Linked DNA regions of Homo sapiens: all the other regions are linked to region 1. Evidence: chromatin loops called from intact Hi-C (ENCODE). Cell type or tissue: PC-9. All regions are shown on one strand. Links, peaks and the distances in the headings refer to the core of each region. The heading gives the core; the rest is flanking DNA.

Region 1 (7,434 bases), core at 2,435-7,434:
AACAATTATAATAATTCCCTCAGTCCTGTCTAGTCAAGGGTGATGTTTTTGTTTCTATGGGAAATAATTTGTTGTATTTCACATAGAATTGCATAACAGATATTGTTTGGTTGATGCGTGGTCTCATGGATTGTAATTTGGTTACAATTAGTTAGCTATTAACTAATGATTACTGATCAATGAAATATACCACCTTCTCCCAGCATGGATTATAGCTATTCCTGCCATCCCTTAAGAATCATTCTTCTAAGCCAACTAATGCCCAAACCATCTTTCCAAGGATGTTTGTCTAGCAAACAGCCAGGCTGTGTGGAAATAGTATCTCTCTGGAGCAAGGGGCAGGCTTGTTTTCTGTGCAGTGTGATAAAGATGATGTCTCCTTTGGGGAAAAGGCAAGTAGGTTTACTTACAGGTCCCTTATAAAAGATGGGGGTTTCCTGAGCTTGGGGTTCTTTGGCTGTGATGTATGCACAACATCACTTGCTTGCCTCTTCATTCCCCTATGGAAATTGCGGGGTGAGGGGATTGAAACAAACACAGAGCTCATGCTGCCTGCTGTGCTGTGAGCAAAAAAAGTTGTCTATGACCTGGGAGTCTTGTATCTCCTGCCAGCATCCGTGAAAATGTGGCAGGCTAACCTGTTTGTCTGCAAGGAGAGTAAAATTTCAGACCTTTTGTCATTCTTGAAAGAGATATACTTGGCTTCATCTAGTGTTGCTACTATGTTTGCAATACAATCCCAAACCTAGATTCTGAGTTTAACAGTATCCTAGACAAGTACCAAGATATAATAGGCCTAAATTGCATAAGTTGGACAATGACCAAACAGCTCTCTTCATTCCCCCTCTGCCTAGGGTGTGGGCTTCACACTATTACCTCCCAAGTAGTCCAGGAGCCTCAGCTTCGATTTGGGGCAAAGAGTCTTGGCCTGTGTTTTTCTGCAGCAGAATAGTCCCTGGAGAGGAGGTTGTGCCAGTTCCCAAACACTGACCAGTGTAACTCAAAATGAAATACTCAATGGCTGATAAGTGATTTGTGTTGATGGTGCTCCCAAAATGGGTAGAATAATAACTCAGCACGGAGTTCTCTTCCATGCACTTCAAGAAATGTTCTTGATCAGCTTCCAACATTGAAGAATGAGGTGTCTCCATTTCCTCTTCCCTATAATCCTCATAGTCTCTGGCCCTGTTTTTTAAACAATCTTTCTCCTTAGGCTTTCATCTAGTCTCTTATACTGAGAAGAAGTGTTACTGTCCAACCATGCATCCAACTCACCACCCTTCGTTTTGGCTCTCATACAACAGACTCACTTCTTGGCCATGTGGCCTGGAGTAGCAGAGTCTGGATACACTGGGGTACATTTGAAAAGATTTAAAGAAAGTTTTTTCAACTTATTTTCCAGTCATATTTGTATTTCCAATCCAGCGTCTTCTTCCGACATTTGGAACCATCTATTCAGCTGTATGATGGACATCTTCACTTGGGTGCCCTCAGGAATCTAAAGCTCAAATGCAGGAGATGCAGCTCCCTGTGTTCACACTCAACACACTCCTCCCCACTTTGTGGACTCTAAACCAGTGATTGACATTCAGGCCTATTCAAAATAGATTGTGTGTCAGCTCTCACTGAAAGAGGGTGATTAGAAATGCTAATGTCAAGTTCCCTTTGAATCTTCTGAGTGCAAAAGGGAACTAAACAACAAATGTAGTACTTGGCTTTCAGAACTTTGTCTTAATGAATGAAAATGAAAGACACACACAGTGAATATTTTTCCACTTGGGAGGATTTATGTGTATTTTATTTATCTCAAGTTGCAACTAACAATTTTGATGGTTCTTATTGTAACTCTCCTCAGTGACTATAGTATAAGACAACTCCAATTTTTAGAGGGGAAAAAAAGATTTGCAGTAAGAAACATTGTGTTCACTGCCTCTTACCTCTACTTGTGACTCATACTTAACAACATTAAAAGTAATGTATATTTGCAGGTTTCAGGCAAGGAATAGACTCTATTAGGAATTCCATCCCAAAAATATATTAAGAAATATTTGTACTTATTTGAGTTCTTTCTGTGGATTCTTATTTTGAATATAATTAACATAGTGCAAGCTGAGAGGCCTGTTTGGCATTACTAACACTGGCTGATGGGTATCGTCATTGGTTCTGATAAGATAATTGTTTTAATAAAAAATTGTTTTAAAAAATAAAAGTGCAAAAAAAGTAACTATTTTGCTAACAAAACGTTGTGAATTTTAAAATGTCATATTAAGGTGTGCTGGCCTCAATGGAAGAGTAATAAAACAGCACGAAGTTTAGGGATACATTAGTCAGAAACTCCTTTGACCTTGCCCTTCAGGAACAAACTCATGTCACAGGAAAAAAAAGAGCAAAACGAATTGAATAAAAGCCAAATAACTTAGTCAAATTTTGGTGTTTTTCCTCTTTCCTACTGCTAGAAAAACCACCCTTAAAATTTTGCTAAAATGTAATTAAATAACAGTTGATACCTCTAAGGGAGGAGACCACCCCTCATATTGGCTTATGCCCAATTTCTGCCTCCAAAGAAAGAAGAAGTAAAAACTAAAAGGCAGAAATGAAATCCACAGGCAGACAGCCTGGCGCCGTGCCCTGGGCCTGGTTAAAGATTGACCCCTGACCTAACTGGTTATGTTATCTATAGATTCCAGACATTTTATGGAAAAGCACTGTGAAAATCCCTGTCCTGTTCTGTTCCGTTGTGATTGCCGGTGCATGCAGCCCCCAGTCACATACCCCCTGCTTGCTCAGTTGATCACGACCGTCTCACACAGACCCCCTTAGAGTTATAAGCCCTTAAAGGAGACAGGAATTGCTCACTTGGGGAGCTCGGTTTTTGGAGACGTGAGTCTTGCCGAAGCTCCTGGCCGAATAAAGCCCTTCCTTCTTTAACTCGGTGTCTGAGGGGTTTTGTCTGCTGCTTGTCCTGCTACACCTCTACCTACACTGAGATTTTTTTGCTGCACAGACCTTCAAGCTTCAGAAGTTTACAACAGTATTGGAATAAAAACACAAAAGATATGCCTCTGATGTCATTCTCAACACCAGAGCACCGTCTATTACATTGCTCTCCTGTCTTGTGTCTTATTCCCCAGTATTAAATCCCTTCATTTTTCTCTATGTAATCACTGAAGTGGTCTTTCTAAATGTGGAATTTACTGTATCACTTCTCTACTTATAAACTGCTGTGGCTCTTGATTAGTCATAAGTTAAAGAGCAACTTCTAAGTATGTCATTCAAAGTCATTCACAAGCAAGGCCTAACCTATTTCCAGCCTCATCTCCTGACCCCACCTCCCCCAACACCTGGGCTTCACCATATCCCACAGTTATGCTTTAGTGCCCAGCCTTCCCTGAATCTCCACACCCCCCATGTCAGTTCCGTGGCCCTGTGCTCTCTGGGCCTGGGCTCTGACCTCTCTTCCTCAACTACAGACTATCTATCGCTGAAGATCCTCTAAGGTTCTGCTCAAATGTTACCTCTCAGCCGGGCAGTCCCTCTCACCCCCAAGGAAGAGTAAATTGCTCCATCTCTTAGCCTCCCTTGAAACATTGCATTTCTACTAGCGGGGTGTACACATCACATAACATTGTTGAAATGTGTGAGTTGTCCGTACTATGATTTGTCTATCTCCTGGTATCTCCTAGAAGGAATTTTTGTTTCTCGCTCGCAGGGTGTAAATTTGTTTTTATATAAAAGTTGTGACCAAGTATCTTAATAGCATTTATTGAATATTACCAGACAGAGTTATTCAATCATTGTTCTCTCATTTATTAGGTCTATAATTTGGGTAAATTTCTTTATTTTTCTGAGTATCATGCTTACTCATCTCTATAAATAGAAATGCCAAGATAAATGGGCAAATGGGTGAATCTAGTGGGCCTGGGACTTGAGCAGAAATGACACTTTATGACTTCCAAGGCTAGGTCATAAAAAGTCAGAGTTTCCTCTTTTTCCTGTCTCTGAGGACACATGCCTTGGAAGCCCTTAGGTGACATATAAAAGATCAGCTACCCTGAAGCATGCTAGAGAGACCACATGGGGAGGCCACATAAAGATAGCGATATCCAAGAAGCCCTAGCTACTATAACCTGCAGCGGTTTGAATTTTCCAAGTATAACCCACCAAAAATATGAATGAGTGAGCCCTTAAGTTATTTCAGTTCTAACTTTTGAGTAACCCTAGTCGACATGGAATAAAGCAAGAGTGAACAGTCTCTTTGGCAGAAGTTCTGCCAAATTGCAGATTCATGAGCAGAATGAACATTGTCATAGAGCACTAAGTGTTGTGATTTTTAATACAATCCTCCAAAATTATTATTGCATATGTGTTTTATAATTGAGAGCAATTAATATGCTTCTTTAATTTTGAAATTCTTAGTTTAAAATTATATGATACTGGTAGACAATTTCCAGAATTTTGGCATAATAACCTACATGTACCCTCTCCCTAGTGAAACAACCTAATTGGTGAAACTGAGAAAAGAAACCCAAACATTTTAAATCTTTGGAACTTGTTCTATGGGCATACAGCATAAAAAGAAACATTTATTTAAGAAAATCTACCAAATTTTGCTAAGAACAGTGAAATTTGAGCTACTTCCTGTTCTTTCTTTCCCCATCCAGCTCAGCAAAATGACAGCTCTACTCTGCATAGATGCAGGCAAGATCAAAGCTCTTTCCCATCGGCCAAGAACATAGGCCTTGTATGACTGTTCCAAATAAAGTCAGTCCCTTAAGTATCTCCATGAGAAGTATCTCTATGAGAAGGGCAAGCTACCAGCTCAGTGCTACAGAGACTCTGTTTGAGGCAAGAACAATGAGAGGTCTGGGGCTTCCTTTCTCCACCCAGCTCCCACTCATACCCCAGGTATGGCAGGCCAAGAATACTGGGGCCCTAACTGCCCTCACCTGTAGCTTAGAAAGCCAAAGGTTCCTCACAAAAGGAGGCAAGTTGAGAAGACCAGAGGCTGCTGCCTCAATCCAGTGCCCTGCTTGCGAAGCAGGGGTGCCACTCAGAGAAGTAAGCCACTATCCTGGTCCCTACCTCCAGAGCAGCGACACAACGGTTTTGCCCAACTAGATACGTTGGTCCTAAGAGGAGAAAGCTCGAAAGCTCCACTTAAGGAACTGACTTTATTTGGAACAGAAAGTAAGGGAAATTCGAGCCTAAGGGCTTTCTGGGAAACAGTGGAGGTAAGCAGTGATTGTAAGTAATTAAGAGAGGGCTGGTAGTTCCATGACAGGAGCAAGCTGCACTACAAACAAGGTGGAACTTTGGCAGAGAAAACCAGGAAACAGACAGCTAAAAAGAGCCCTCCTGTGGTTGGAACAAACCTCAACAGTGGCCTCAAAGATAGGAAGCAATTTAGGCCCAAGGGCATCATCAAAAACAATGGAATAATCAGCTAGCAATTGATGGAAGCTATAATAATAGCTAGATATAATACTGAGACAAGCAGACAGCTTAACAGAATGACTGGGAAGGAGAAAGTCAAAAACAGCCCTGCTAAATTCACCATTATCCCTGGTGACTATGCACATGGCCAAGGCCACATCCTCTGAAGAGTGACTGAGAAATTGCACAGTACAAAAATATAGACTTTCTTAAATAGTTCAACAAGGTCACTAAACACATAAAAAAAAAAACAACAACTCTACTGGGGCGTGTGTGTGTGTGTGTGTGTGTGTGTGTGTGTGACTATTCACTGTTGCTACAATAGTGTATCTAAAATGATATTTTTAACAAAAAATCACAAGATTTGCAAAAGCAAAAAAGGAAATCAATCTATATACAAGAAAAAAAGCAGGCAACACCAACTGCCTTTGAGAGAGTTCTGTTTTAAAATTTAGCAGACAAAGACCTCAAAGAAGCTATTATAAATGTGCTCAAAGGGGCTGGGCATGGTGGCTCGTGCCTGTAATCCCAGTACTTTGGGAGGCCAAGGCAGGCGGATCATAAGGTCAGGAGTTTGAGATCAGTCTGGCCAAAATGGTGAAACCCCATCTCTACTAAAAATACAAAAATATTAGCCAGGCGTGGTGGCACATACCTGTAATCCCAGCTACTTGGGAGGCTGAGGCAGGAGAATTGCTTGAACCCAGGAGGCAGAGGTTGCAGTGAGCCGAGATCATGCCACTTCACTCCAGCCTGGGCAACAGAGCAAGACTCCATCTCAACAACAACAACAACAACAACAAAAATGTGCTAAAAGAACTAAGGTAAAAAAGGCAAAGGGGTAAAGGGAAAGGAAAAGGTAAAATAAAAATGAAAAGGTAGAGGGCATAATGACAATGTCTTATCACTGTGAAATAGAAAATATCATTTCTGTATCTCACAAGAATAAAGTTAGTATAAATCCCAAGGATATTCTGACAAGTTAAGATGTATGTGGTAAGCCCAGCATACATAAAATAATTAAATATATAATAAAAAGGAACTAAAAGTTGCATAAGTTCATTAAAGGAAATAAAAGTCACACTAGAAAAATATTTACTTAATGCAAAAAAGCGATAAATGAGAAAAAGTAGAATAAAAATGACACGAGAAATATAGAAAAAAGAAAGATAAAATGTAAGATATAAATACAGTTTTATCAATAATAAAAATAAATGTGAAAGGATTAATTATGCTGATCAAAAGCATAGATTGACAGTCCAGATATAGAAAGATCTGTCTTAGTTCATATGGGATACTATTACAAAATACCATAGACTGGGTGGCTTATAAACAACAGAAATTTCTCACAATTTTGGAGGCTTGATAGTCCAGGATGAAGCTGCCAGGAGATAGAGTGTCTGGTGATGGCTTGCTTCTTTATAGACAGCTGTCTTCTCATCATAACCTCATGTGATGGAAGGGAGAAGGAGTCTTTCTTCAGCCTCTTTATAAAAGAGTACTAATCCCATTTATGATGGCTTTACCCATGTAACATAATCACCTCCAAAAGACCCCAATTACTAATACTACCACCTTGGGAGTTAGGATTTCAACATAAGAATTCGTGGGGGGACAAAAACATTCAGATTATAGCAAAATCCACCTTTATGTTCACTACAGGAAATGCACTTCAGATTCAAAGATGCAATTAGGTTTAATTAATAACAATTTCATTTATTAATACAATAGCATCAAATAATCAAATACTTAGGAATAAATTTAACAAAAAAGTAAAAGACTTCTACATTCAATAATACAAAACATAACTGAAAGAAATCAAAGTCGATCTAAATAAATGGTAATCCATGTCATACTTACAGATTGGAAGACTTAATATGGTTAAAATGGCAATATTCCCCAATGTTCTCCAAATTGATCTACAGATTCACCACAATCCCTATGAAAATCACAGCTACATTTTTTGCATACATTGATAAGCTGATCCTGAAATTCATATGG
Region 2 (7,444 bases), core at 1,492-6,491, 120 kb before region 1:
ATTTCTCTTCTTGGGTGGGGATGGGGGCACTTTTTCAGACTTCTTGGAAAACCATGGGGAGACTAAATGCTAATGAAATTGCACTGCCTATTTCTCATAAAAAAGCTAATTAAATTACTTTAAATGTTTAGCTGTAGTTGAAATAAAAATCACAGAGATGTCAGAATTTACAATTAAACTAATAGAGATTAGAAAAAGTGCACACATAATACAATGTTAATTACCAATCCAATAGGAGCCTTAATATTTTTGATTTGTTAGGTATATAAATTACAGTAATCTATTTGAGAGGGCTTAAAGTCAATGTGGTATTTAAAAGATATTTAACACCTATCTAATATAAAAATATAAAAGTAAATGGAGCCTAATTCATATATTTTAAAAAGCTATGATGGAAAAAGATAGCAGAGAATGACAAGAGAATAATCTAAACCAAATTATAAATGACAGTGAAGAGTGAAGCAAACGGCCTCAAAATAAATGGACACGAGGCTGGGGGCTCGCATCTGTAATGCCAGCACTTTGGGAGGCCAAGGCAGATGGATTGCCTGAGCTCAGGACTTCAAGACCAGCCTGGGTAACATAGTGAAACCAAAAAATGCAAAAACATTAGCTGGGCGTGGTGGTGGGTGCCTGTGGTCCCAGATACTTGAGACGCTGACATGGAGGATGGATGGTTTGAGTTCAGGATGTGGAGGCTGCAGTGAGCTGAGATTGCACCACTGCACTCCAACTTGGGTGACAGAGTGAGATCCTGTCTCAAATAATAATGATCGTAATAAAAAATGGACAAAAAGTGTGAATGTTTAACTCAAATAGGAGTAAAACAAATAGAGATTAAAAATATTTTTCTTTCTTAGGAAACAGAGAAGAGGAAACTTAAATTATTTTTTAGTAATATATATATAAATATGTAAATATGTTATATATATAATATATGTTTATATAATGCTGGTGAGGTCAAGATGAAACTGGACATATTCCTTGCTGGTAACTTTCTAAATTTTTGAGACCAATATGGAAAAAACTTCAGGATCCACAAAAATGTATCCTTGGGCCCACTGAGTATACTATTAAAGCTATTATTTAGGAATAGTCCAAATACTAAAGCTAATGCTCTGCTAACTTTTCAGTACATGACTTAAATCTCCTTTCATCATGAGTTTGCACATCTGAATCCACTTCAGGATGTGCACTGTGGCAACGAAAATAAATTTTTTTTATCAAAAGTAATTTTAAGCATGTGTTTCAATATTGTAGATTGTATTAGGTTAATTATTGGCATAGAGATAAATTTATCAGAATTATTTGTTCATTTTCCTTACTTTAAACTAAAAGATCAGTTTTTAAAATACTGCAAACCAACTTAATGACCAAAAAAGAGGTAATGGATAGAAAGAAAGATAAATGGAGAGTTGATACAGACAACTTGAATTTGGGGTAAATGAATGAAAGTATTGTTGAAAACACTTTTAACTATGTATTCTGCATTGGTAATAAATTCCACCTAAGGCAATGACAAAAATATTACTAGTAAAGTCTAATATATTTTCTAGTTATGGGTGTTCAACCTGACAGTGTCAAACAAATATAGCATTTTAAAATAAATTCTTTTTATCACATTTCAGGCTTTTAAGTTAGTAAATTTATAAGTAACTGTTTTGGTGTTTCTATGTATGAATTGTTCATATTAGTGTTGAAACATGCATTCAGTCCCAGCTTCACCACAGTTTACCAGCTAAGGTATTATCAAACTTTTTTTTTAATCTTAGCAAATGTGAAAAGATTGCTTAAGCATTCATTTCTATTAGTTTTTGTTTGTTTGATTGTTTTAGATTTCTTAGCTGTTTAAGCAAAGAAAAGAGGGAAACTAAATCCCAGATACTAAACATGAAGAATAAGAAGTTCAGGACTCTTTCACTTACAAGTGACAGAAAAACAAAATATCCAGAATTGGCTTAAGCCAAAAAGAGAGAGAGAGAGAGAATTTACAGGCTCCATTTCTAAAAGCCTAGAGCGAGTGGCAGGTGCAGCTTGTGACAGCCTGTGAGCCAAATCTGGCCTCTGCCTGATGGAGGGCCAGCCAGCTAAGGATGGTTCCTACACCTCTTCAATGGTTGGGGGAAAAAAATCAACAGAAGAACAGTTTTTCAGAGCATGTGAAAATTCAAATGTCACCGTCCATAAACAAAGTTTTATTGGACATAGCTCTGCTCTTTTGTTTACACATTGTGCTGCTTTCATGCTAGGATAACAGAGCTGAGGAGTCGCAACAGAGACCGCATGGCCCACATGGTCTAGAAGATTTACTAGTTGGCCCCTTAGAGAGAAAGTCTGTGGCCCTGCCCTGGAAGCTCAATGGTGCCAGCACTGAGCTACATCCACTGGCATCTTTCTACTTGCCCCCACTGACTTCCTGTGTGTCGGCTCCATTTTCATACTGTGTGGGCAAGAGGGTGGCAGCATCACACATGAGCTTCTGGCCCACTCAGCAGGGGAAAGGGGAAGGAGAAATTCTCTTTCCCACTCAGCGCAAAGAACCGAGATTGAGTCCCATTGGTCTGGCTTGGATGTGGTGTCTGTCTCCATGGCAGAGTGCTCTGATGGTCCAGGAGTGGGTCACTCACCACTCCTGGAGCTGGGAACCCACCTGTCACTCCCCAGTCTCATAGATTGAGCAGGGGTCAAGGCAGAAGTCGATCATGCAGGGACACATAGACCATGTTAAAACTTGAAGTTTTATTCTATATTTAGTGGGATCATGTAATCAGATTTATATTTTAAAAAGATGTCTCTCCTGGCAACATAGAGAATGAACTGGGGGGGCGCAAGAGTGGAGGTGGAGAGGCTAATCAGGGGTGGTTCTGCTGGAAAAAAAACAAAAACAAAAACAAAACAGATAGTTTATTTAACCAGGATGGTGGCTAGAGAGAAAGAGATATGGGCAAAGTCTAGAGAAGCTTAGAAGTTTTAAATGGATAGGTTTACATCTGAGGATTGAGGGAGAGGGAGATAATGAGAATGCATACTGCATTTCTGGCTGGCACAAGTGGGTAGATGGGCTCATTCTCAAGTTGGGACTACTGAAGAAAATGAGGATCAAGATGATGAATTTGTATTGGAAATCCTTACATTTGGGCTTCTCTTGAAATATGCAAGAAGCAATGCCAAGTAGGCAGTAAGAAAATCAAGTCTGAAGCTCAGAGGTGTGGTGTAGGATGGAAAATAAAATTTTAAACAGTCATCAATCTGTCAATAATATTTAAAGTCAGGAGAATGAATGAGTTTATGGGGAGGGGGGATGCAGGGGGAGAGGAGAGAGATGGAGAGAAAGAGAAAGAGGAAGTCTCACATTGATCTTGGAAACCACATTTATGACTGAGGTGGAGGAGGATGAAGTGGCAAGTAAGATTGAGATGAAGCAGACAGATAGGTAAGGAAGACGGGGAAGCCCAAGGTAAACAATGATTCACAAAGGCGGAAGTGCTCAGAATGCCAATGCTGCTGAGAAGCCACGGAAGAGAAAGATAAAGTATTACCCATTGGATTTGATTATGTTGAAGTCATTAGTGACCTTAGTGAGTGCTGTTTTGGGAAAGTTTGGGGGTGGAAGAAAGATTTAAGTGGGCTGAAGACTGACTCAGATCCTGTTTTTATGGGACTCTTGTCTTTTGATTCTATGTTTTTATGATTCCACGTCTGCTCTTTGAACCTGGTCTCTCTGTTTTGACGTTCAGACTTGACTCAGCCCCAATCTACAAGGTTTTGCTCCAATCTTAATTATTCCCTTTGGAACCCAATTATTGGTTCTGGCCCACTGAGCATCCCTGACAACACATGAGCTAGCCTTTAAGTGAGAGTAATTGAAGCTTACCCATCCAAGTCATGGCATGTGAAGCTCAGGCTTCAGCTCAGCTTACCACTAATTGCATAAAACTGGAAAGTTACTCAACCTCAGTTTCTTCCTCAGTGAAGTGAGACCTAATCACTCCTGTTTTACTATATCATTGTGAAAATTAAAGCTCTTGGTACATGATGGTTGCTCAATCAATGTTGGTTACCTCCTTCCACCTTTCCTGTCCCTCTGATAAATGAATGTCCTTGTATCTATCTTTCTGTGGAGCATTTGTAGATTGAAATGAGTATTTCTAAAGTGATGTATTGTAATCAAGGAATGTAAATGCTTCTCAGTGACATTTCTTTATTCATCCAACATTTATTTATCAAGCACCTTCCATGTGACAAGCACAGAGCTCGGATGGGCAGCCAACCATGAACAAGAAGGACACGGCCACGTGCCACATGCACGGGAGGTAGGCAAGTGTGGAACACAGGAGAGTCATGAAGAACATGACTGTGAACTGTGATAGGCACTGGGAAGGAAACAGCAGGGGCTGAGAAACAGAATGAGGGCCTCAGGATGCTTCAAGCGAAGCCATGGAGGAAGGTTTTTCTGAAAATTTGATGTATAAGCTGCTATCTAAAGGGCATGATGGAACCAAGGGCAGTCGTCCTTCTTGGCATTCATTGATAGATGGAGCTATCTGTGGAGACCCCCGAGAAGCTACGGAGGTGCAGGTGTATTCGCCTCTACATTGATTCTACATCTGGGTGGCTATGCATTCACTAACTTATAATGTTTTTCTTTCCTTTTCATCATCTGCCAGGTGAGCAAGTCAATCATCACCTTTTAAACACTTGAGATTTCTAATCTATTTGTGGCTGAGAAATCTAACAATTGTGCTGGTTAGAATTACATAAGGATGACATTGGCTTTGGATGAGGTCTCTCCTGTGAGTGTCGTAAACCAAACTTCAGAGCCTGAGCTGTGTACTAGTGCACTCATTAAACTTCTCAGAGACCAGTTTTGTTCCTGAGATCTTGGTTAAGTTCTGGACAAGTGAGGTTCTAGGTAAGTGGCCTCTGGGCAAGTGAGGTGTTGCTGTGCAATCCTAAGCAATTATGACACAGGTTACCTTTGTAAATTAGGTGGCCAAAATCTGTAGGGCCCTAGGGTGTACGGGATTCACTGTAGGCCTGGGAGAGCCCTGGGCAAATGGACTGACGAGCTCTCTATCTGATGTGGTTTTCTGTCCCTCCACTGATGACTGCCCCTTCTCCCATGCGATAAGGTGTTCCTCCCTCGTCACCCAAATGAGGATCTCTATCTTTGCATTCTCCAGGACAGACACCCCAGCTTAGGAGCATTGTGTTTGATGTAAAAGGAAATGGGGTGGAAAAATATGCAAGTGTCTCATCTCTCCTGTCAAGTGCATGGCTACTTGGTAAGCACTGATTTAGAAACTTGGAGATCTTTTCCATGTATTTGACCTTCAGCTTGACTGGGCACACAGGAGAAGGAACAGAAGAAGAGTGTTTTTATAGCAACTTATCTTCCAGGGATGTCACTGTTTCAACTGAAATTAACTTTCCCCTCCCACAAGAGAGTTTGATGGTGGGTAAAAGGGAAGCAAATTCTAAAATGATTTTGTCTTTAAAGAGAATCAAGAGTGATTGTGGTTCCGAGGTCAGGAGGTCGAGACCATCCTGGCTTACACGGTGAAACCCCGTCTCTACTAAAAATACAAAAAATTAGCTGGGCGTGGTGGCAGGTGCCTGTAGTCCCAGCTACTTGGGAGGCTGAGGCAGGAGAATGGCTTGAACCTGGGAGGCAGAGCTTGCAGGGAGCTGAGATAGCGCCACTGCACTCCAGCCTGGGCGACAGAGCGAGACTCCATCTCAAAAAAAAAAAAAAAAAAAAAAGGAGTGATTGTGTTTCTTGCCTCTTTGTTATAGTATCTCTAACACAGGAGTCCTTTTTTATCATTGTAGATTACATCCTCTACCCCAAGAATGCCACCCTGCTTCAGATCACTCCACTCCAGGGCCTACTGGAGAGACAGAAGAATGTGGGAGAAATGCGAGCTTGAGATGATTTTGCTCTTGTTATTAAAATGCTCTTCTCATTGTGTGGTAAAATTACAGAAAATGTCTTTCTCTTCAGAAAACAAAGACTTCAGCCCCAAAGAGGGCCCAAGAGAGTTTTAGGACAAATTTGCATCTCTCTGGCAGGAACTATGTATGAATTCAAGACAGAAAAGGAATATTTACATAATGTATACTATATTTCTGTTATAGCTTTCCAGAGAGCTCCCTAGCAAGAACTGGGAAGAGGTATGAGGGGCAAGAAAGCTCCAAGCAGCCTCCCCTACTGAAAGCTAATTGTAGTGGCACTGATTGAAAGGTGGTGGAAGTTGTAGAAAGCCCTAGAGAGCAATCAACAGGCTTAGGGCAGGCTGACCCCAAGACCTTGGGTCACTGTGTGGCTTTGAGCAAATTGCGTAATCTATTTTGGCCCTAATTCTCTCTTTTTAAAAATGAGATTGCACACCAGCAACTGTTGTTGCTCTTTCAGCTTGGAAGTGCTGTCTTTGTGGGTAAATAAGGCATTTTTAAGGCTAGTCTAAATTTACAAGTGAACCTGTGGAGGCCCTGGAAATACACTTACATATTTCACATAGGACTACTGTAGTCACTACAATGAGAAAGAATTTCACTTCCTGCATTGGATCGGGTGGATTAGAGTTGGTGCATATAAAGCAGCTATGACATGAAAATATTCCACAGATGGTAGTCATTGTTATTTTTTTTTTTATTTTTTTTTTTAGATAGAGTTTTGCTCTTGTCGTCCAGGCTGTAGTGCAATGGCGCAATCTCAGCTCACTGCAACCTTCACCTCCTGGATTCAAGCAATTCTCCTGCCTCAGCCTCCCAAGTAGCTGGGATTACAGGCGCCCACCATCATGCCCAGCTAATTTTTATACTTTTAGTAGAAACAGGATTTCACCGCATTGGCCAGACTGGTCTCGAACTCCTGACCTTAGGTGATCTGCCTGCCTCGGCCTCCCAAAGTGCTGGGATTACAGGCATGAGCCACCACGCCCAACCTTGTTATTGCTATTGTGACATTTATAATTAAGATGACATTTTGTATAAAGTCATCACATAAATTGTACATGGAGTTAATGACAACTTTGAAAACAAGACCCCTTTACAGAGAGGGAAAACGCTGAAAAGAAATGTACTCTTAAAAACATGGTTGTATTTGTACAATGGCACTAAGAAGTGATTGTTTTCTTTTTTCTACTTCTCTGCATTTTTATGTTTTTGTTTAAAGAGTATTTACTGCTTTACGATCAATAAACACTAGTTTATTTTGAAATACTTTGTATTTAAGCACAAGGTGAATTTCTTCCTAGGTCCAACAGTCATAGTAGCAAAATTATTACAGCACCCTGGACATTTTAGTGAATTTTAAGAAAAGCTTCACATCTATTTCTAAAAATTTGCATTAGATATTTAATTTCTACACCAAAAACTTGCTTTCAGTAAAAAAAAAAAAAAAAAAAGAAAGAAAGAAAGGAAGAAAAAAAAACGGAGGCAC
Region 3 (7,444 bases), core at 1,492-6,491, 170 kb before region 1:
CAGCCCCTCAACTAGCTGGGATTACCGGCATGCGCCACCAAGCCTGGCTAACTTTTTGCATTTTTAGTAGGCATGGGGTTTCACCATCTTGGTCAGGCTGGTCTCCAACTCTTGACCTCAGGTGATCCACCTGCCTCTGCCTCCCAAAGTGCTGGGATTACAGGTGTGAGCCACCATGCCCAGTCCCAGTTTTAATCTTTTAAAAGCAGCAGGCCAGATCAAGTACACACAATATGTTTTCCACTTAAAAACATTTTGATTGAATGCATTAGGCTACTCTCTTTTCAGGGCATTTTTAGGAAAAAGTTTTCCTGCATAACAATACTCCAGTAATGCTTCGTCCTCTAAACTGAAATTCGTGTACTAGGTGTTCTGGGTGATACCCCCAGGGCTGGCCTTGTGTAACCACCACTCAAGGCAGCAAATGGCCTGCAATCAGGACCAGGAACCTGCAGACCTTGCCTGCAGCCATGAGGCTCAGAGCTGGTTTCTGGGCCACCTTTTCTCCCAGAGCTATCTCCTCTTCTTTATGACTGTGTTATCACCACTTTACAGCTTTGTTGGAATGGCCCTATCGTACCGGTAACTTTTACAAGGTGTCTCAACTGTTTTCAGGAAATAGACTAGTTATAAATACATATAAATCTAAGGCATACATTTTGTGATTTTTATGTTACTTATCTAAATAAGGCACATTAATTTTTAATATCACCGGACACACCAAGAGTAAGAACTGTACTATTAATTAGATGTGGACACACTTGCAAAGCAGCAAGTACCCTGCTTTCCCCTGCTGTGGTCTGAATGTCCCTTCCAAAACTCATGTGGAAATCTAATTGCCATTGTGACAGCATTGGGAGGTGGGGCCTTAAGAGGTGATCTGAATGTGAATAAACTCAAATCTATTTACATTTGAGCAATTGTGGGTTGTGGCAATATTAGACAGGGCTCTGTATTGCAGGACTTTCCAAAATCTTTAATATGAAATGTGTACGAGAAGCGTAGTGCAGATTCCAAGCTTTCTGAGCATGTTTGACCTCAGAATGCTGTTTTTTTTTTTTTTTTCCAAGAACATCTATTAACACTAACACATGTCTAAGGAACAGAGCCGAGAAACACTGGCTTAGGACGCACCACGCCAAATGCTGCCCTTTATAATGACTCCCAGAGCCATGAAGGGCAGCCCATACACAAGGTCAGTGACACTTCCACAGTGGGCTCTCTGAAGAGTAAGGAATTAGGCCTCACTTCATTATTTTGGAAGTAGGTTTATGTGTACATAATATCCCCTTGTAGAGAGCAGAATGTCAGAAAGAAACTGAATTCACATTTCCCTAGATGGTTATTCTTTTCAATCTACTAATGCCAAGCCTTCAGAGAAACACAGCCGCAAAAGTAAAAAGACTGAGGCCCAAGAGCCAAGGGCTGGAAGTAGAGGAGACTAGGAATACTTTAAGGTTCTAAAAGAGCATGCGACATGTTTCTGAGAACCTCCCCACAGATACTACCCATAGTACTGTCTAGAGCGCTGCTGTCCAATAGAAATGTAATACGAGATGCATACATAATGTCACATTTTTGAGTAGCCACACTAATAAAAAAAGTAGAAAGAAACAGAAGAAATTAATCTCCTGTTTTATTTAACTCAATATGTCCCAAATATTTTCATTTCAACATGTAATTAATTTAAAAGTTATCAATGAGATTTTATTAACATTGTTTTCCTTGTCCTAAGTCTTCACAATCCAGTGTGTATTTGAGACTCACAACACATCTTAGTTTGGACTAACCATATGTGAAACACCGAACAGCCAACAATTGTGGCCCATGGCTACCCTATTAGAAGGCAATGTTCTAGAAATCACATCTATAAGAACAGCTGCAGCAATAAAATAGTTGGTATTTATTGAGTACTTCCTGGATGCCAGGCACTTTTCACTTTTCACACATTACCTTTCTGAAGTCTCAACAGCTTTAGGTGCCATCATGTTGACACTCGACAGGTGAGGAAACTGAGGCACAAAGAGATTGAGGTGTCTCCACTCAATCACACAGCCACTTAAGTGATGGAGCTGACTCTGAGGTCCCAAGAACCCACCGTGAGTATAGTCTAGAAGCCTCTCTTCAGGCCACTTTTGTTAGAGACGGAAGGAACCTTAGCTGTCATGAAGTCTAACCCCTTCTGTTCACAAGTGAGAAAACTGGGGTCTTTTACTAAGAACAAAAAACCTGTCATAGAAAAGCAAGTGAAGTTCAATCAATTGTTTAGCTGGATATAGTCAAATTAAACTTGATTAAAATATACGTAATTTATTTTAAAATTCTCATTTTGGATCTCTAAAACTTATTAATTTATACAGAGAGGAGCAACTGCATTACAGACATAAAGAGAGAGCAATAACTCATAATATATGATTAATAAACTTTATTAAATCTTAGTGAAGTCAAAGATTTGAAAATGTTGATTTCACTATTTTAAAACTAGTAGTTAAGCTGGGGTCTCCAACTCCATAACTTACTTATTCTCTTGAGTTTCTCAACTGGAGGTGATGCAGGTTTTGTGCAGTCAAAGCTTAAGCAGTTTTGGAAGCTCTTTTAAAGAAAGCTGGACTCAGGATCATGCCAGCTGGATGGCTTGTCTGCATGCCTTTCTAGATGGCCGGAATGTCTGCATCAGGACTTTCACGGAGCCAAGAGAATCACAGGGCCACGTAAACAACAAAGGCCATGAACACAGCCTTCTTTCTTAGACAATCGCAGAACCTCTGTGGACCTCGTTAAATAAGAGAGTTGGACTAAGATCCCATCTAGTTCTGAAAGAATTCATTCACTTAACAAACATTTATTGTGCCCCTGTTGTATGCCCGCTTATAGGCATAAGTGACTGAAGTTCAAGAAATTATTGTATTTTAGGACACACGAGTTATGCGGGGGGCGGCGGGAAACAAGTGTTACTGGACTCTAGCTCACAACCAGATTTGCTTTTCAAGCTGGACTTCAGTTCCAACAAGACCCTTGGTCACCTGCCCTGCCCAAATGCCAAGGGGACACCCCGCAGGTGTGCTGCTCTGTTCCAGGACTCTGGTAACTCGCTCGAAGCACCACAAATGCATGGTGACTTCTCAGCTCTGGGGATCTGGGCAGCTGCTGAGTCAGGTGCCCAGCTCCAGGCCCGTAGTGACCTCTGCCTGGCAGAAGGCTTCCTTTTCATTTCTTTTTCTAGGTTGTTAGGTATAGTAATCTAAAACCTTGGCACAAACAACATTATTTCAAAGTCCCATAAAGCAGAAACAGGCATACATTTACTGTTCACTTGTGTAATTCAAACTATTAAACACACTTTCACCCTTGGGCAGGCTGCTACCAAAAGAAAGAATAGTTCAGACTGGAGCAGCTGCCTTCTCTCCATGACAAAGCTGGGTTAGAACAAGCTGGTTTCTCTTCTGGCTCTGCAGGATTAGTGTGGTGAAGGATTTCTTTACCTAATGGCATCCTTGCATTGCCAAGACAGGAAAAAGTAAGAAGAAAAAAGAAAAGCACGTGTTTTATGTTAAATTTATGTTGTTTCTACAGCAGTGAAGGAGCCAGTTTCTAAGGCCAGGGCCCCACTGATTCCTTTCTGAGCAAGTGTCTGGGTGGGTGCATATAACTAAGGCGTCTTCACGTGGCTCTTGCTTTCACTTGGTAGGTTTTCAGGTTGAACAAGCTGAGGCAGGTGAGGTTGGAATGCTAGGCCAAGTGCAACTGGTCAGGAATGCCATCCTGCATGCTGGCTGTTGCTCTTCTGGGCACTTAGAAAGTCCAGGCAAAGGATCATTAACTGCAAAGCAAGAGGAATGAAGAACAGGACTGCATTCTTATGCAATTTTAAAGAAGATAGATAAGTTGACTTGGCTTAACCTTGGGTTTCTCAACCTTAGAACTATTAACATTCTGGGCTGGGGATTCCTCTGTATGGTGGGGGCTGTCCTATGCATTAAAGAATGTTAGCCTGGGCACGGTGGCTCACACCTGTAATCCCGGCATATTGGGAGGCCAAGAAGGGGGCGGTTCTCTTGAGGCCAGGAGTTCGAGACCAACCTAGCCAACATGGCAAAACCCCGTCTCTACTAAAAATGCAAAAATTAGCTGAGTGTAGTGGTGCACACCTGTAATCCCAGCTACTACTTGGGAGGCTGAGGCATAAGAATTGCTTGAACCTAGGAGGCAGAGGTTGCAGTGAGCTGAGATCACACCACTGCACTCCAGCCTGGGTGACAAAGTGAGACTCTGTCTCAAAAACAAAACAAACAAACAAAAAAACTTGTTTACCACCATCCCTGACCTCTACTCACTAGATGCCCCAGTGTGACAACCAAAAGGTTCTCCAAACATTGCCAGATGTCTCCCAGGTGAGATGAGGACAGGATTGTCTCAGTTAAGAGCTACTGGTTTAGACCTTAACATTCCGAAAATCTATTAACTTGATTCACAACTCAGCTCGTAGGCCATATTTCAGATACTAACATTGAGTCTACGGCCATGCCACCTTGAACGCGCCCGATCTCATCAAGTATTAACATTGAGAGCAGTGCCTTGAACATAGCAGACAGTCATTAAATAGCAGTTTGAAGGATAGGTACCATCCGATTTGAAAGAGGTGGAATATATATACTTATAGAGGGCTGTGCTTTATAACTTCAAGACATACCAATTTAACATAATACATGACACATCTAGACGTGAGAGTCTATCGTAAACACAGCGAAAGGAAATTCACAGATAGCTTCTACCTCCTCATGAAGTCATTTGCAATGCTAATTTCCATTTCCAGAGGTAAACTGAGAAAGCATCATTTGTTAAACTTGTAGATGCAAAGTCAAGACAATACGCATCTCCAGCCTCACGTGGGACCGCAAAGTTTGACCTGTTATCATTATTTTACTCAGAGATTTCTTTTGATTCCCCTATATGTTATGTCTTCTGGTTGGATAATTAAAAAAATCACCTGGTTGGTGAGCCCATATTTTCGAGCTTTATAACGACCTCGTGCACATACGTAGAGTGACCTGCATTAACCCCCTTTGCAGAGGAGACTTTTTCCCACATCCATGCTGCATGGAACTATAAGTAGAAAACAGGGGCAATCTTGCAACCATGTACCAAGTGTAAAAAAGCATAGGATACAAAGGATGTGGGTCACAGAACCAAATGGACATGGATTTTCTTGTCCGTGAAATTCCATTTTCTTTCTTTAAGTAGTTCCTCATTTAGCACCTATGGTCTTCCCAGCCTTGTGCCAGCTCTGGGAAGGTTCAATCAGACAGCAAGGATGTAACTTCTACCTCTTGTCATTACTGGATAACCACCAGTTATTTGACTTTTACAAGACATGTGTGGAGCAAACTGACTCTTCATGGTGTTTCTTGAGGTTACCAGTTAATAGCTGTTTCCAAGGTAAATGAAAGTCAAACTTATTTTTCTTTGATGTAATCTTTAATGGTTGTCATGGTTAAGACTTTTTATCAGGCACTTAAAATCACTTTATCATATTTCATGCAAAAATAATCATTTCTTTTAATTACTAAGGGGACTCAGAAGATCATATATTACTCTGACCTGCCTGTCAATTTATACTAACTTGAATTTAAAATACATATACAGAGAAAGAAATATATGTCTCTGAGCTTTTTGGTGCTGGTGAATGCTGCAGAAAATTCTTAGATCCTTCTATATGAAGAGGTTTAATTGTGATTACATGAAGTTAAGGTATAGTTTTCCTTAACAATGATTCAAGTTTTAATCCAAGTACTGTTTCCTTAAACAGTACTTTTAAACTAATGTACTTTAAGGATGAATTATCTGAAAAGTAAAATAAGTAAGAAAACACTTGTCACGCTCACCTGTTTCAGATAAGGCCTATTCACTCCTTTGGACATAACTGTTTTTCTAGGTATTACAATTGAAGTATACAAAAGGCCAATGAGAAAACTTATGAATTAAGATCATTATAATCTAATCATTCACTAGTTTAAACATGTTTGTTTTTAAATACATTGATGCTCGTTAGCAAATAAAGATGTGTTAGGGCTGCAGATGTGTATTTGAATGCAACGGTGCCTACATATATATGTTTGTGGCATGCAGTCAATGTATTTATCTGGTGTCCACTCTGTACATGGTACGATGTGTATGGGCTGGATAAATGGCACCTTGGGCTCACTCCACGTTTTTATGTAAAACTTCTTACTTCTTTTTTTTTTGCGATGGAGTGTCGCTCTTTTGCCCAGGCTGGAGTGCAATGGCGTGATCTCGGCTCACTGCAACCTCTACCTCCCAGGTTCAAGAGATTCTCCTGCCTCCGCCTCCCGAATAGCTGGGATTACAGGCATGTGCCATCATCCAGCTAATTTTTGTATTTTTAGTAGAGACGAGGTTTTGCCATGTTGGCCAGGCTGGTCTCGAACTCCTGACCTCAGGTGATCCACCCGCCTCAGACTCCCAAAGTGCTGGGATTAAAGGCATGAGCCACTGCGCCTGGATTTTATGTAGAATTTCTATCCATCATCACTGACTCTGACACCACCTGTGTACTGCTAATGCACTTATTTACAGGAGACACACAGATTAAATTTACAGAGTCCTCTACTGCTGTGATCCAGAGTGATATTTTTAGCTTGCGGAAAGATCATCAAGTTGTCAGGGTTTCTGTGATTTCCACATAGGACTCCACATACTATTTCTTGCATAGCTAATTTTATTCTTAAATAAATTACAAACATCTTCTGATGTAGATGCAGTAGCTTTCACCTGATAATTATTGAAATGTAGAGTGGAATTCTAAATGTTTCAATGACCTCTTACCTAGTTAATTGAGTAAAGTATATACAAGGTTAAAATTTTCTTGTGTTTCTATAAACAAGATCAGATAAACATCCAGTGCCTATTTAATGTTAACCTGAGATTTTCTGGGAAAAAGGCATGTTGTCACAAAAACAGTAGTTCAAAAAACATGTTTATAAGTAGACACTGAGAAATAAAAGCAAGAAAAGTCTTTCCCCAGTCATTTCATAACCCAATGATAAAATGCAGAGTAAGAGTTTAGATAAGCACTTTAAAATATTACTTTGTAATATTTTCAACCAGCTCTGAAATAAAAATACAGCAATGAGTAAAATAAATTGCCTAGGTTTAATCTGTCCATTTTATATTAACCAAAGCTCCTTGCTAATGGAAAGAATTTTCCAGTTATATCAGAGGACTATAATCATGCAGATCTTCCAACCCCACCTTCCTCCTATTAATTATCCCTAAATTCTACTTGACTTTAGCTGCAGGTCTCAGGATTAATATCGCTTTGAAAAAATGTAGGATATGAATACTGTCATTCTGCAGAAAGTTTATAGGCAATATAGCTACAGAGGCATAATCCACTTTTCATATTTTTCTTGAGGCTGCGGGTGGG

What was found. A loop is a pair of places that touch in the nucleus more often than their neighbours do. Peaks named below come from ENCODE experiments on the same cell type or tissue, not always from the same donor. Only the 100,000 strongest peaks of a DNase experiment are listed, where the experiment ranks them.
Region 2: a loop joins it to region 1, with 2.5 times the contacts of the local background. A loop is called at or near these places in 4 of 110 quality-filtered maps.
Region 3: it touches region 1 in a loop (2.6-fold over the local background); 2 of 110 quality-filtered maps call a loop at or near these places.

Annotation. Positions count from the first base shown.
Region 1 is chr7:54,875,782-54,883,215 of GRCh38, reverse strand. No RefSeq gene overlaps it. Among named protein-coding and RNA genes, the nearest start is that of SEC61G-DT, 120 kb to the right of the region's middle. In PC-9, for the core only: CTCF peaks have their summits at 5,140 and 5,342; a DNase peak (open chromatin) is centred at 5,325.
Region 2 is chr7:54,992,197-54,999,640 of GRCh38, reverse strand. LOC105375284 (a long non-coding RNA gene) reads left to right here. Exons shown (of 4, transcript XR_007060329.1): 2 at 4,229-4,912; 3 at 5,184-5,285; 4 at 5,833-5,982. Among named protein-coding and RNA genes, the nearest start is that of EGFR, 23 kb to the left of the region's middle. In PC-9, for the core only: CTCF peaks have their summits at 3,716 and 3,950; DNase peaks (open chromatin) are centred at 3,470, 3,960 and 4,860; H3K4me3 peaks cover 1,686 bases; H3K27ac peaks cover 4,425 bases.
Region 3 is chr7:55,040,209-55,047,652 of GRCh38, reverse strand. All of the region lies in intron 1 of EGFR (epidermal growth factor receptor), which reads right to left. Among named protein-coding and RNA genes, the nearest start is that of EGFR, 25 kb to the right of the region's middle. In PC-9, for the core only: no CTCF peak of the experiment used is centred there; a DNase peak (open chromatin) is centred at 3,762; H3K27ac peaks cover 3,849 bases.